3 separate regions of the Mus musculus genome follow, and regions 1 and 2 are each linked to region 3. A link is a contact called in ENCODE Hi-C or POLR2A ChIA-PET data. All regions are on one chromosome and are shown on one strand. The core of a region is the stretch at or near the end of the contact, and the rest is flanking DNA. Distances in the headings are between cores, read along the strand shown.

What was found. A loop is a pair of places that touch in the nucleus more often than their neighbours do. ChIA-PET counts read pairs that join two places held with the same protein, here RNA polymerase II (POLR2A).
Region 1: a loop to region 3 is called in a map of heart, with 3 times the contacts of the local background. The contact joins two enhancer-like sites. A Hi-C loop is called at or near these places in 7 of 37 maps with a recorded cell type or tissue (gastrocnemius and heart). POLR2A ChIA-PET finds 5 or more read pairs at or near these places in 1 of 5 experiments (embryonic stem cell).
Region 2: a map of gastrocnemius shows a loop between it and region 3 (2.4-fold over the local background). The contact joins two enhancer-like sites. A Hi-C loop is called at or near these places in 1 of 37 maps with a recorded cell type or tissue (gastrocnemius).

Annotation. Positions count from the first base shown.
Region 1 is chr14:25,303,356-25,307,299 of GRCm38, forward strand. All of the region lies in intron 2 of Zmiz1os1 (a long non-coding RNA gene), which reads right to left. LOC115486423 (a long non-coding RNA gene) reads right to left here. Exons shown (of 2, transcript XR_001781198.1): 2 at 266-3,034. Among named protein-coding and RNA genes, the nearest start is that of Gm41113, 74 kb to the right of the region's middle. Within about 2 kb of position 1,314, at least 2 of the 3 ENCODE cell types and tissues checked have a DNase peak (open chromatin) inside an H3K27ac peak, as active enhancers do; they include gastrocnemius and heart, where a contact is called at or near this core.
Region 2 is chr14:25,189,533-25,193,093 of GRCm38, forward strand. Gm32307 (a long non-coding RNA gene) reads right to left here. Exons shown (of 3, transcript XR_874431.2): 2 at 3,167-3,423. Among named protein-coding and RNA genes, the nearest start is that of Gm32307, 7.8 kb to the right of the region's middle. Within about 2 kb of position 1,334, at least 1 of the 3 ENCODE cell types and tissues checked has a DNase peak (open chromatin) inside an H3K27ac peak, as active enhancers do; it is gastrocnemius, where a contact is called at or near this core.
Region 3 is chr14:25,564,023-25,567,742 of GRCm38, forward strand. All of the region lies in intron 3 of Zmiz1 (zinc finger, MIZ-type containing 1), which reads left to right. Among named protein-coding and RNA genes, the nearest start is that of 4931406H21Rik, 21 kb to the right of the region's middle. Within about 2 kb of position 1,430, at least 2 of the 3 ENCODE cell types and tissues checked have a DNase peak (open chromatin) inside an H3K27ac peak, as active enhancers do; they include gastrocnemius and heart, where a contact is called at or near this core.

The DNA of each region.
Region 1 (3,944 bases), core at 64-2,563, 260 kb before region 3:
TGTGCACACACACACACACATACATACACACCAGAGGCTGACCTTAGCCAGTGAAGACCAAGGAAAGGAACCGTCAGGTAAACAAGGCTGAGAAAAGTGGAGAAGACAGGTAAAAGCCTTCAGGGACAAAGCACAAAGTGACACTATGGGGGAAGAGCAGGTAAAGAGGATGCTGGGTAGGGACATGTGAGGGCCAGGGGCCCAGAACCCACCCTGACTTAAACCATGACCCAAGTCAGCAATTGCTTTCAGCTGCCTCGGCATACACATCTGTAAAATGGTTTTATTCCTTTCTTCTATAAGTGTGCCTGGCTCTGGAAGCTTGAAGCTGTCTTCTGGGCATGCGGAAATCCTTCACACACAGGAGAGCTCAGGTGTCAGGACAAGAGGGAAGGGCAGCCGTGAGATCTTGACATACTGGCTGGCCCTCTCCAATTTTCGAAGGTCTGGCTCCTAAAAATAGAAGACTCCATAGGTCTAAAGTTCCCAACAGTACAACAGACAAAGAGGAAAGAGTCGAATCCCAGTCCACCTGAATTGAAGTCCTCGGCTTTGTCATTTACAGTTTTCCCTTGGGCATGCTTCCTCGGGGTCTTCTCCTGTCAATGTGGCTACATGAGAAAGTAGGAGGAACAGGTTAGACCAGAGAAGGGACTGGCTCTTAAGAAAGTAGAGAGCCTTGCACCTCCAGCATGTTCCTCCAAAGCAAATACAGACAGTCCTATGTGAGGGATCCACATGGCGCTTGATGACCCCTGCTGGAGTCCTGTGCAGACAGTCATGTGGCCCTTTGGAGAACAAAGCCCTAAGCATCGCACATAGCATGATTCCTCTGGGGTAGGAGCAGCCACTTCTGTTTGCAAACAGAACACTAGACAACAAACTACAAAAGGGACTTGAGGGAGTTTACTCCTGGGGCCCAGGATCCTGGGCAGGGGCAGTGTGGCTGGAAGCAGGCGTACCTTTTCAATTTGTAATCGCTTTTGAGTCATATTCAAAAACATTCCAAGATGAAATAAAGCGAAAGAAGGCTCAAGCTGCCCTGCAGTTGGGAGCCCTTTGGGGAACTGAAGTGAGCAAGCCAGCCCCTCTAATCCAGATGGACAGGCAGACAGACAGATAAACAGCTTAGAGGCCAAGGTCCCACAGGGCCTGAGGAATGGGCTGTCCCACCCCAGCCCAGCAGGCAGTGGCTGCCCTCTCACCCAGACCCCTGCTGGCAAGCACCGTCCACTCCCTGATCTTCCCGGAATGGACGCTTCCCCAGGCTCATTGCAAAACATCCTGGCTGGAGCTGCAGCCAGGAGTCCAGAAGCAAAGCTCCCTCTGCAGAGCGAGATGCCGCTTCCTGAGGACATTCCGGCCTGGTGTGAGGGCCTGTGGCAGGAGAGGGCAGGAAAGGCCAGGCAGTCATCGGCAGCCAAACTGGGGCCACAGCAGGGCCACGTGCTCACTGGGACGACATCTGGCTGGAGCCATAGCCCAGGTTTTAGAGGACTTGTAATCAGGCACCTCCTCAAGCCCTGCCACCGTCTCTGCTGCAACCCCCTCCACCAGACCCACTGCAGACTCGCTGGGCTTGTTAAGGGAGAAGGGAGCCTCCTTATAAAGAGATCCCTATTCGCAGGCTGCTCCACACACCACGATCCCTTTGCAGAGCTCCAGATTGATTCCAGCCTGGACCAGCTGTCACAAGGGGTCACCCAGGCCCTTCTCTTAACCCCACAGGATGGCAATTCCTTCACCTGGGTTAGAAAGAGATTTTTTTTTTTTTTAGCACAGAGCTCCCTTTTCAAATGTCATCCTCCTGAGAACCTGGCGAGGAATAAAAACACTGAGTGTGACACTGGTGAGAGGCAAGCAGAGAAGCCTGGATTCCAGCCCCTGGGCAGAGCCTAGGAAGCCTGGAGACTCGGAAACCCTTCTGAACATCAGGAAGCCACAGAGACCCTGGCTCTGGTTCTGTCCCTCTGTGCCCTCTCTCGGGCATCTCATGCCCAAAGCAGGTGTATTCTCTACCGCTCTCATCTTTGTCTGGCTAAATTCCAGATCCCAGTACTCACTGTCCACTGGACACCACCTAGATATCCGATAGGCTATAAGAACATCCAAAGCCATCACCTCACACCTCCCCTAATGCAAATGGCTCCTGTCATCAAATACCATTACATCAGCTCTTCTGCACCTTCTAGATTCTCTCCTGGTCAGGATTCACTACTGCCAACATTACCACAACCACAGCCTTCACCATCGCTGTCACCACCATCAACAGCAGCACCACAACCACCACTATCATCACCATAATCATCAGCATCACTGCCAACTTAAAAAAAAAAAGCCACTATCATCATTGTCACCACCAAGACCATAAACATCGCCACCAATATTACAAACATTACCACCATGACCCATCACCATTACCACCACCAAGACTACTACCATCACCATAATCATCATCAACACCGTCGATACCATCACCACAAACACACAAATATCACGGTCAACATCATCACTTTGTCATTGCCATTGCTGTCAACACCACCACCATCACCATCTTCACCAGCACACTCCCTCAACTACTGCCATTGCCTTTATCATCACCTCATCGGTACCATCAGGGTCAGCAAACATCACCATCATCCATTTTAACATTATCCTATCCCCTTCCAGTGTCTCTTACCATCTCTGTGTTCCCTTCCTGCTCAATCCCCTACCTCTTAAAGCACAGGCAGCTGTGATCATGACCATCACGGCTTATAACTTCACACTGCCCCCTCAGAGCAGAGTTCAAATGCCTTGAGATTTGACAGTTTACAAATCTAGCCTAGAGTTGCAAATCTCAGCCTCCAGGGAGAAAGCACCAACCTCCAGTATCCCGCGTACAGCTCCTGAGCCCATCTGTAATTCCTCCATCTGTCTAAACACATCCACAGATCCTGATGGTCCAGCAGCCACAGCAACTGCTGCAGTCGATAATGAGCCCCAAGACCCGGAACTACACATGTCTCCTTGATAGCAGTCTTGCCGTGCTGACCTGGCCCAGAACAGGAGAACAATGTGAGAGTGGGTTGGGGGAAGGGAGTTAGAAGGATGGAAGCAGAGGAATGGAGGAAGTAGCAGTGAATATCCAGAGGTCTCAGCATCATGGCTTCCCCCGTGGGAAATCTAAACGCCCTTCAGTAGAGTTCAAGCAACTTCAGCTCAGAAAAGGCACCCCTTCTTATTCTAACAGACCCGTGAAGGAGGCCTTTGTCCCGATGCTCTCAAGCCAAACACCAACCTTTCTGTCTCAGCTGTAGAAGACACTGCCTTACCGCACGACTGGGGCTGATGTGACTCTATACTCTGCTAACAAATGTAGGACTAGACCCCCTTCTTCCCCAGAACCCACAGGGAAGCTGACATTTGCCTCCCAGCCAGAGGTGTTGCTGGGGGCCACATCTGGAATGTGAGACAAGCCTGTCCTCAGATTCTGTCACCTCCATGATGGGAGGGGAATTCCACTGGAAAGGAAGGCTCTGTCCATCCCACCCAGGCCTCTCTGGCCTTTGCCGCACACCAGACACTGCACTGTGGTCGGGACTCTTCATTAGGCTATAGTCTCCTCTTTAAAATGAAGGCAACCCTGTCTGGAACTTTGGGGCCCACAGAACAATGATTTCATTGTCTTGGGGTGTGAAGTCCAGTTCCTTACATGGGGCTGGCTCTCGGGGGTCACTGACCTGCTCTCAGCTTTCACTCTGCACAGGACCCACCAGTGCCCCAAATCTTGGCTCTTCAGGAGAGCACAATCAGGTGTGGCCACAGCAACCATAACAGACTGAGGACTGGAACCTCCAGACTCTGTAGGAGGCAGCCTGGGGCAGCTGGCTCCTTAGGCAATGCATAGCCAACCAGAGGGATCTCAGACCAGTGGCTGCTGCTGGCCCCAGTCCTCCACGGAC
Region 2 (3,561 bases), core at 84-2,583, 370 kb before region 3:
CTGGGCCTGTTTCATCCTATGGTGATTCAGACCTCTTCTACGAATGCTCCAAGCATAGAACTTTCAAGATGACTACTTCAGGAAGCTCACGGTGACGAGAGAGAGAGAGAGAGAGAGAGAGAGAGAGAGAGAGAGAGAGAGACAGAGACAGAGAGACAGAGACAGAGAGACAGAGACAGACAGAGAGAGACAGAGAGACAGAGACAGAGAAAGATTTGTGTCTCCCTGTGCCTACTGTCCCTAACCCCATGCATGCTCCTGGTAAATGGTAATGTTTCTGAGCCACTCTCCTGTGGCAACATTAAGGACTTACTCAGCAGGGAGGTGGTGGTGCACAGCACACCTTTAATCTCAGCATTTGGGAGGCAGAGGCTGGCAGATCTCTGCGCTTGAGGCCAGCCTGGTCTACAGAGAAAGTTCTAGGACAACCAGGGCTACACAGAAAACAAACAAAAAACAGAGAGAGAGAGAGAGAGAGAGAGAGAGAGAGAGAGAGAGAGAGAGAGAGAGAGAGAGAGAGAAAGTCACTCTAGCTTGTAGGACTGTGGCAATTTGGCCAGAAAAGACACAAGCCCGTGCTTTAGACTTGGGATGCGTAGACAGTACACAAAATGAACAGTAAACTGTTCATCAGACGCCCCACATGCCCTGCTATTCACTGGGTTCCATGCTTGCTCAAATACCTGGAACCACAGGTGGAAAGCACCGCGTGCCTTGCCTAGGCTGGGTGAAAAGTAGAACAGAATTTGAACCAAGATGGCCTGTCAGCCTTAAACATGCAGCGGGCCAGTTCTATCACCACCACGTGGCATGCATTCAGCTGCCTGGCCTGCAGAGAAGCTGCCCCTGCACCCAACCCTGGTCCCCCTCAATGTCCCAGCTCTCGTGGAGCTCTCATTACAGCTCCTGCATGCTCTGGTTTGAGCTTTGTCCCTTCCTGACCCACCCTCTGAGTGATGGCCCAATTAGGTCCTCTCTCTGCTTATCCCTTGCTTACTGGTGCTCACTCCAAGGTGCTCAGTAGCACTTTGAGGTGGAGGGGAATGGCCACTTTCCCTCTCTCCTCCTTTGAGTGCAACCCTCCTAGCTCTGTGCTGTGACAGCAAGCTGCAGGTGACTCTGGTGGCCCCAGGAGTCTAGCTCATGAGTGGGCCATGAAGATACTCTGGCCAGCTGCACTTCAGAACCCATGGTGCCCCAATCAACACAAGTGTCCACCTCCTCTCACTCCTCCCTGTCTTGGCCTGGGTGGCATGGCAGTGAGGGAGCCACTGAGCCTTCTTCCTCCAACCCAGCCACCCACTCCTCCTCCAGCCAGCCTCCCATGCCAGCCCTGGCACGGGCATCAGGCGCCGTAAAGGGTAGGCTACTAGCTTAGGATAAAAACCTTCATTCATGACAGCCTCAAACCCCTGGCTCTGGAAAGACAGAGATTTGCTCTGGGTCTGAGCTGTCGCCGGGAGAGGAAAGCCGATCCGATCCACAGAGCGGTGCTCCTTAAAGCGCCTCTGTTCTGCTCACCTGGCAGGCCAGCACAGCAGCCCACTTGTGCCTCTGAAATCCTAGCTGGCCTCTGGCTGGGAGCTTTGGGGACTGCAGGGGAGACACTGGGTAGAGTGTGCCAGGCATGCACACCCAGCCAACTCTACACCCAGCCAGGGCCAAGAGCAAAGAGGAAGGCCAGCAGTAGAATCGACTCCCACAACTGTGTGGGGACCTCAGTCTCTCTCAGTTCTTCTTGGGGTCTAAGTGTTCACTGAAAAACTGCACATGGGGATGATAGGCCATAGGTACTGAGGGCCAAGCAGATGTTTCTTGATTTTTTTTCCCAGTGTGACAAACTTCCTCATAAAAGTCATGAAGCTGTATGCTAATGGGATTCACATCCCCAAATCCTTCAGCTGGCCCCATAGAGATCATTCCCATACATTTCTAACATCTCCCTCCACAGTGGGGGAGAACTAGCCCAAATAGGGACATCAGACACGCCCCCAGGGGGGTGGGACATAGGGAATGATTGAGAGAGAATGGATCATATTTCGCATTTACTTGATTAAAAAATACTTATGACTGTTGGCAGGGTATGTTTTACTGATGAGAGCTATTGAGCTCAGAAAAGCTCCCACTCAGGTTCTTTCTTCTTCCACAGTGGAGAATCATCTAGCTGGGTATACAGTGAGCCTGCAGTTTCCAGCCTCCCGTTCAGCTATATATCATATTGTCTCTAAGCTTTGCCACCAACATGCTAACCAAGAAGTACAGAATCTGAAGGGAAAACTTTGAAACGAATAAACACACTGACTCTTGTGCTTTCCCCTCAACCCTATAAGTGGGGTGCTTCTTAGAGAATGAGGTTCACATTGGTGCAGTCATTTGGGCCATGCAATCAGAGCTGGTTATTGGGGATGGCAGAGCAACAAGATGGCAGAGGTCTGGGTCTCTGACATTCAGGGAGCTACAATACAGTCTGGGACCTTGTACCTGGACTTGTCTCTTTAAGCCACTGTCATTTTGAGTTCTTTTGATAGCACATTTGAAGAAATAACTTAGCTAATTACCTCAGTGTCCTAAACACCAATAGATCCCACTTCTCCTCACCCAGTTTACTGCCTGGAGCCAGTCCCTCCCTCACCCCCCATCCCCCCCCCGTGTGTGTGTGTGTGTGTGTGTGTGTGTGTGTGTGTAGCATGCATGGCCTCCTGAGAGGTCTCTGTGCTGTGGGGCTCTATGCCAAGACCCCATGTTCTATGATGTTTGCGTCCAGCTTTATAGCATATTCTCACACAGCCATGGGGGCAACTGAAAGAAGCTAGGGTGCTCACCTGGGCAGCTCTACCTCATCCTCCCTAGAGCGAAAGCCACCTCATCGCACCAGTGCCCAGTCTGCTTCCCTGCCCCCTGCATCATCTCTATCTACTAACTATCACTGGCAAGCATGCCTAACCCAGAGCCCTTGAGCCACATTGCAGCCAAAGGAACTACAAATACAGCCCCAAAGCTAATTATGAATACCACCCAAAAGAGAATGATAAACATTCTTAAAGGCTCTTGAAAGATTCGTTGTTGTTTTGCAGTTTTGAAGGTGGGCAAAATCAACAATGCATGGTGTGTAGCAAAGTCATTCTACAATGTCAAAAGGTTGGACACCCCCACACGTGCTCTGTACCTTCAGCAGATGTTCCCAGAGGACCAAATCTGTCTTTCCACCTCCTAAGCAGCCAGCTGTGGTCATTCTTCAAGGTCACTCCCTTGGCCAGCATCCCAGCATTGCCTTGTCTGTCCCACAACACTTGGTCCACACTTCTGTGCAGCAGGCAACTTGCATCACTGAGGCCATCTGCATCCCAAGCAGACATAAGCCAAGGCCAAAGAGCCACCTGTGCCTTAGGATCTGGATGCCCTCCATGTCCCCAAGTGTGGAGCCTATGGTGTCGACAAGAAACAGCTTTGGGAAATGAGGGTCAAAAGCAGTGTCCTCCATAAACTCCCACAGGTGATCTAACCCTCATCACCCTGTGCCTCATGAGGACCCCGCAGCTCCACAGCCACACCACCATCTCC
Region 3 (3,720 bases), core at 180-2,679:
TCTGTCCCCCTAAAATTCTAAAGCTGCTTGTCTTAGGGTTTTACTGCTGTGAACAGGCACCATGACCAAGTCAACTCTTATAAATGACAACATTTAATTGGGCCTGGCATCAGGATCAGAGGGTCAGTCCATTATCTTCAAGATGGAAGCATGGAAGCCTCCAGGCAGGCATGGTACAGGAGGAGCTCAGAGTTCTACATCTTCATCTGAAGGCCACTAGGAAAAGACTGGCTTCCAGGCAGCTAGGATGAGGGCCTTAATGCCCATACCCACAATGACTCACTTCTTCCAACAAGTCCACACCTCCAAGTAGTGCCACTCCCTGGGCCAAGCATATTCAAACCACCACACTGCTGGAGGAATAGATTGGGGTGGTACCCTAAAGTCTGGCTTCTATGTTTCCTCTCTCTCTTTCCCTCCTTCCCCCTCCCCACCCCTCATTCCCTCCCTTCTTCCTTCCCTTCCTCCCTCCCTCTTTCTTTTTTCTTCCTTTCCTTTCCTTTCCTTTCCTTTCCTCTTTCTTTCTTTCTTTCTTTCTTTCTTTCTTTCTTTCTTTGTTTTTTTTCTTTCTTGCCAGAGCAAGGTTGTCCCCCTGGTCCTGTTTCAAAACACAGCCTCCAGTCAAGCTATGGGCAGAGTCTCCCAGCCCTGCTGCCAGTCCCCCTCCCCCCTCCCCCAACTCGCGCTGCAGATGTGCATGGTGATTGAATCATTTCTGCACACCGTTGCTCACACAGCTCCCCAGAGATGTGCTACTTGCCTGTGCAAGCTGTCAGGAGATGTGTGTGCTCCAGTGCATCTGGGCCAACAGCCCATGTGTGCACATACCAGCTATGGAGAGTGCAGAGGGGTACGTAGATGTGTGTGCCGTGTGAAAACACCTTTACCTGGAGACGCTCGGGTTTACTCGCTAGGCCTGAGAAGTGGGAAAAGAAAACACAGTATTTGTAAGATGGTTGTGAGGTGCTCTTCCCACACTGGGGTGCTCCGAGTGCCCACTGTACAGTAAAAATTCTCTACCCCTGTGTCCAGGGAAAGACCCTATATGTAAGACAGCCAGATGAGTTCTCGCCTGTTTGAGGCTTCTGTCCACTGTTTTCCACTGGTGTAGCTGAAGAGGTTGGCTTCTTAGTCCCCCTTCAGCTCTCTGCAGTTCATTCTCCAGGAGGCTTTAAGTGCACGGGGCCAGCTTGACCTGAGCGTTGCCAGGAGATGATACTGTCAACAGAAACTTCTCCCAGCACGACCACCCCTGGAAATCGGGAAGACTCAGCCTGACTACCATGTCACCAGCTAAAAACTTCCATACATGTAATGGTCTCTGGTCAGGCATAGCTTCAAGAGAGGCAGTGCCTGGGGCGTTGGGCCATCTGGCAGGGGGTTGGTGGAGTGGTGGAAGAGGCTTTCCGGGAGTTTTCCAGGCTACGGGCTCCACCGCTTGGGCAGAACCTTTGGATTTTAAAGTTGAATGTGCTGCTCCTACTGAGGTGGAGTTTCCAGGCAGCTGGAGCCCTTGGATTCTGGCGTTTGGCAGGCTGCCAGAGGATGGCTAGCCCAGGCCTTCATTTTACAGATATACAAACTGAGGCCCAGCTTCTTGCCCTGTTCACACAGTGGGAGGGTAGCAGAGCAGGTACCCACCCACTGTAGACCCCCCCAGGCTAACTAGAAAGACACAAGGACAGGGATGGCAGGACCACAGAAAAGTTTCCTGATTGAGTCCACACTTAATCAGAGGGCAGCAGACTGGAAAAGGCTACCAGGTTGGTACCAGGTTCTTGGTTGGTAGAGAGCCAGGTCCTGCCTGGGTGCTAGAGCTGCTTCCACTGATGGTTTTGTCTAAAGGCACCTGGAGGCAAACACAGCTGAGTGGTGCTTCTGTGGCAGTGGGGCGACCTCTGCTGGCCGCCAACGGCTTGCCGCTTCCTGACAACAGGGTGCTGTGATGGGGTTCTGGGTGGCCTTGCAAACCACTGGCTTTGGACCAATGGGATGGAACAAGGGCTTCATTTGGGACCCAGCCATGGCTTGAGATAGGAGTACGCAGGAGACTGTGGCCACCGGTCTTGGGGGGACATGGAAAGAGCAGCATGCTAATGGCTAGAAAGGCAGAGGTTTCTAGCTTAGCCCCGCTGGCAGCCTTGCACTTCATCTCTCAAAGGCTTTGCCTCGGAACTGGGCAGCCAGTGAAAACAGTGTGTACAGAAGCCAGGCTGTCCCTTCCATGCCCCACCCCCTTTTCCTGCCTGGTGCTAACCTCTCCTCAGGCCCTAGACCCTTAGCTTTCAAGTCCTTGCACCTTGCAGTGTGGAATTCAGGCCTGCCATCTCTGTTCATTCCTGTGTTATTGGCCCCCATTCTCTACTATTGATACAAGCAGTTTCAAAGTGACACCTCAACTAAGTATAATGTTTCAAGAAGCTCAAACAAGAGCTTCATGGATTCAAGGCCAGCCTGGGCTACATACAAAGACCCCATCTGGAAAAAATAAATGTAAAGGAGTGTGCTGTGTGGGCCTCTTTCTTCAGCTTTTATTTTATAAATGAAAATATATAATAGCTAGATAACTGTAATACCAGCACTGAGGCAGGAGGATTCCCCATGAATTTGAAACCAGTCTGAACTACAATGAGATTGTATTTGGGGAGGAGGGCAGGGACTCCCTCTGTTGTTCCTGTTGTCTGTAATGTCTCCTGACAGTTACCTCTCTGATGTCCTATGAGTCTCACAAGTGTTGGAAGCCCAGCCAGGTCACACCTTGATTCCATAAGATGGAGCCCAGACCTGGACAGATATAGACCATGTCATCTAGGACAAAATCATTATGGGTTTTGGGTTCCCCAAAACAAAATCAAATGGACTGTCAAGTTGGGAACAACTTTGCCCACAGGTATCCTGAAGACCTTTGAATCCAGAGACCCTGTGGAGGTTAGCCTGATCTAGAGTGGTACTGTCTGTCTCTTTGCTATTTGCCTCCTGAAGTGAGGCCTGGGGTCTTGACAGCGTTCATAAGGGAAAAGCAGCCTTGGGGCTGAAAGGTTGCTGACCAGGGATGTGCAAGCTCCTCATACTTGCTAGAAGCTTCCGTGGGTGGGCAGAGCATCCTTAGGCTACCGAAGATATCGATATGTGCAAGCATGTGTCAAGACCTCTCTGAGTTCCTGGTCCTAAATGGCATGGCCTTCCTGGAAGATCCTCCTTGGAGGCAGAACTTGGTGGAGCCACCAGTGACTCTTGTCTCCTATCCATGGAGAAACTGAAGCTTTGAAGCCAGGGACGACTGCACAAGGCCCTCCTGTATTTTAGAGTGCAGGACACCTTCGAGCTTTTAAAATGATGGAGAAGGTAGAGGTGTTCAGAGGACTTGAGAGTCTGGAGTCAGCATCTGGCCCTCAGGATGCTGTGGTTTGTCTAGAGTGCCCCCTGCTGGCTGGTATGCCCATGGAGGTCTTTTCCTGGTTGGTTACAGGCTCTGAGCTGGGTGCTGGTATTTCAGGCCTGGGGTTTCTTTGTGCTTCCTTTCTGGGTCCCCAGCCAGTCACTCGGATGACCTGGATTTGACTTTCTGGGCTTCTTTGGCTCACTACCCTTGTCCTAGCCAGCTTTAGAAGTCAGCCACACACACACACACACACACACACACACACACCGTATATGTATGTGTGTTTGGCTGAATATATATATATATATCTCACATGCACACCAGATACCTGAGGAGCC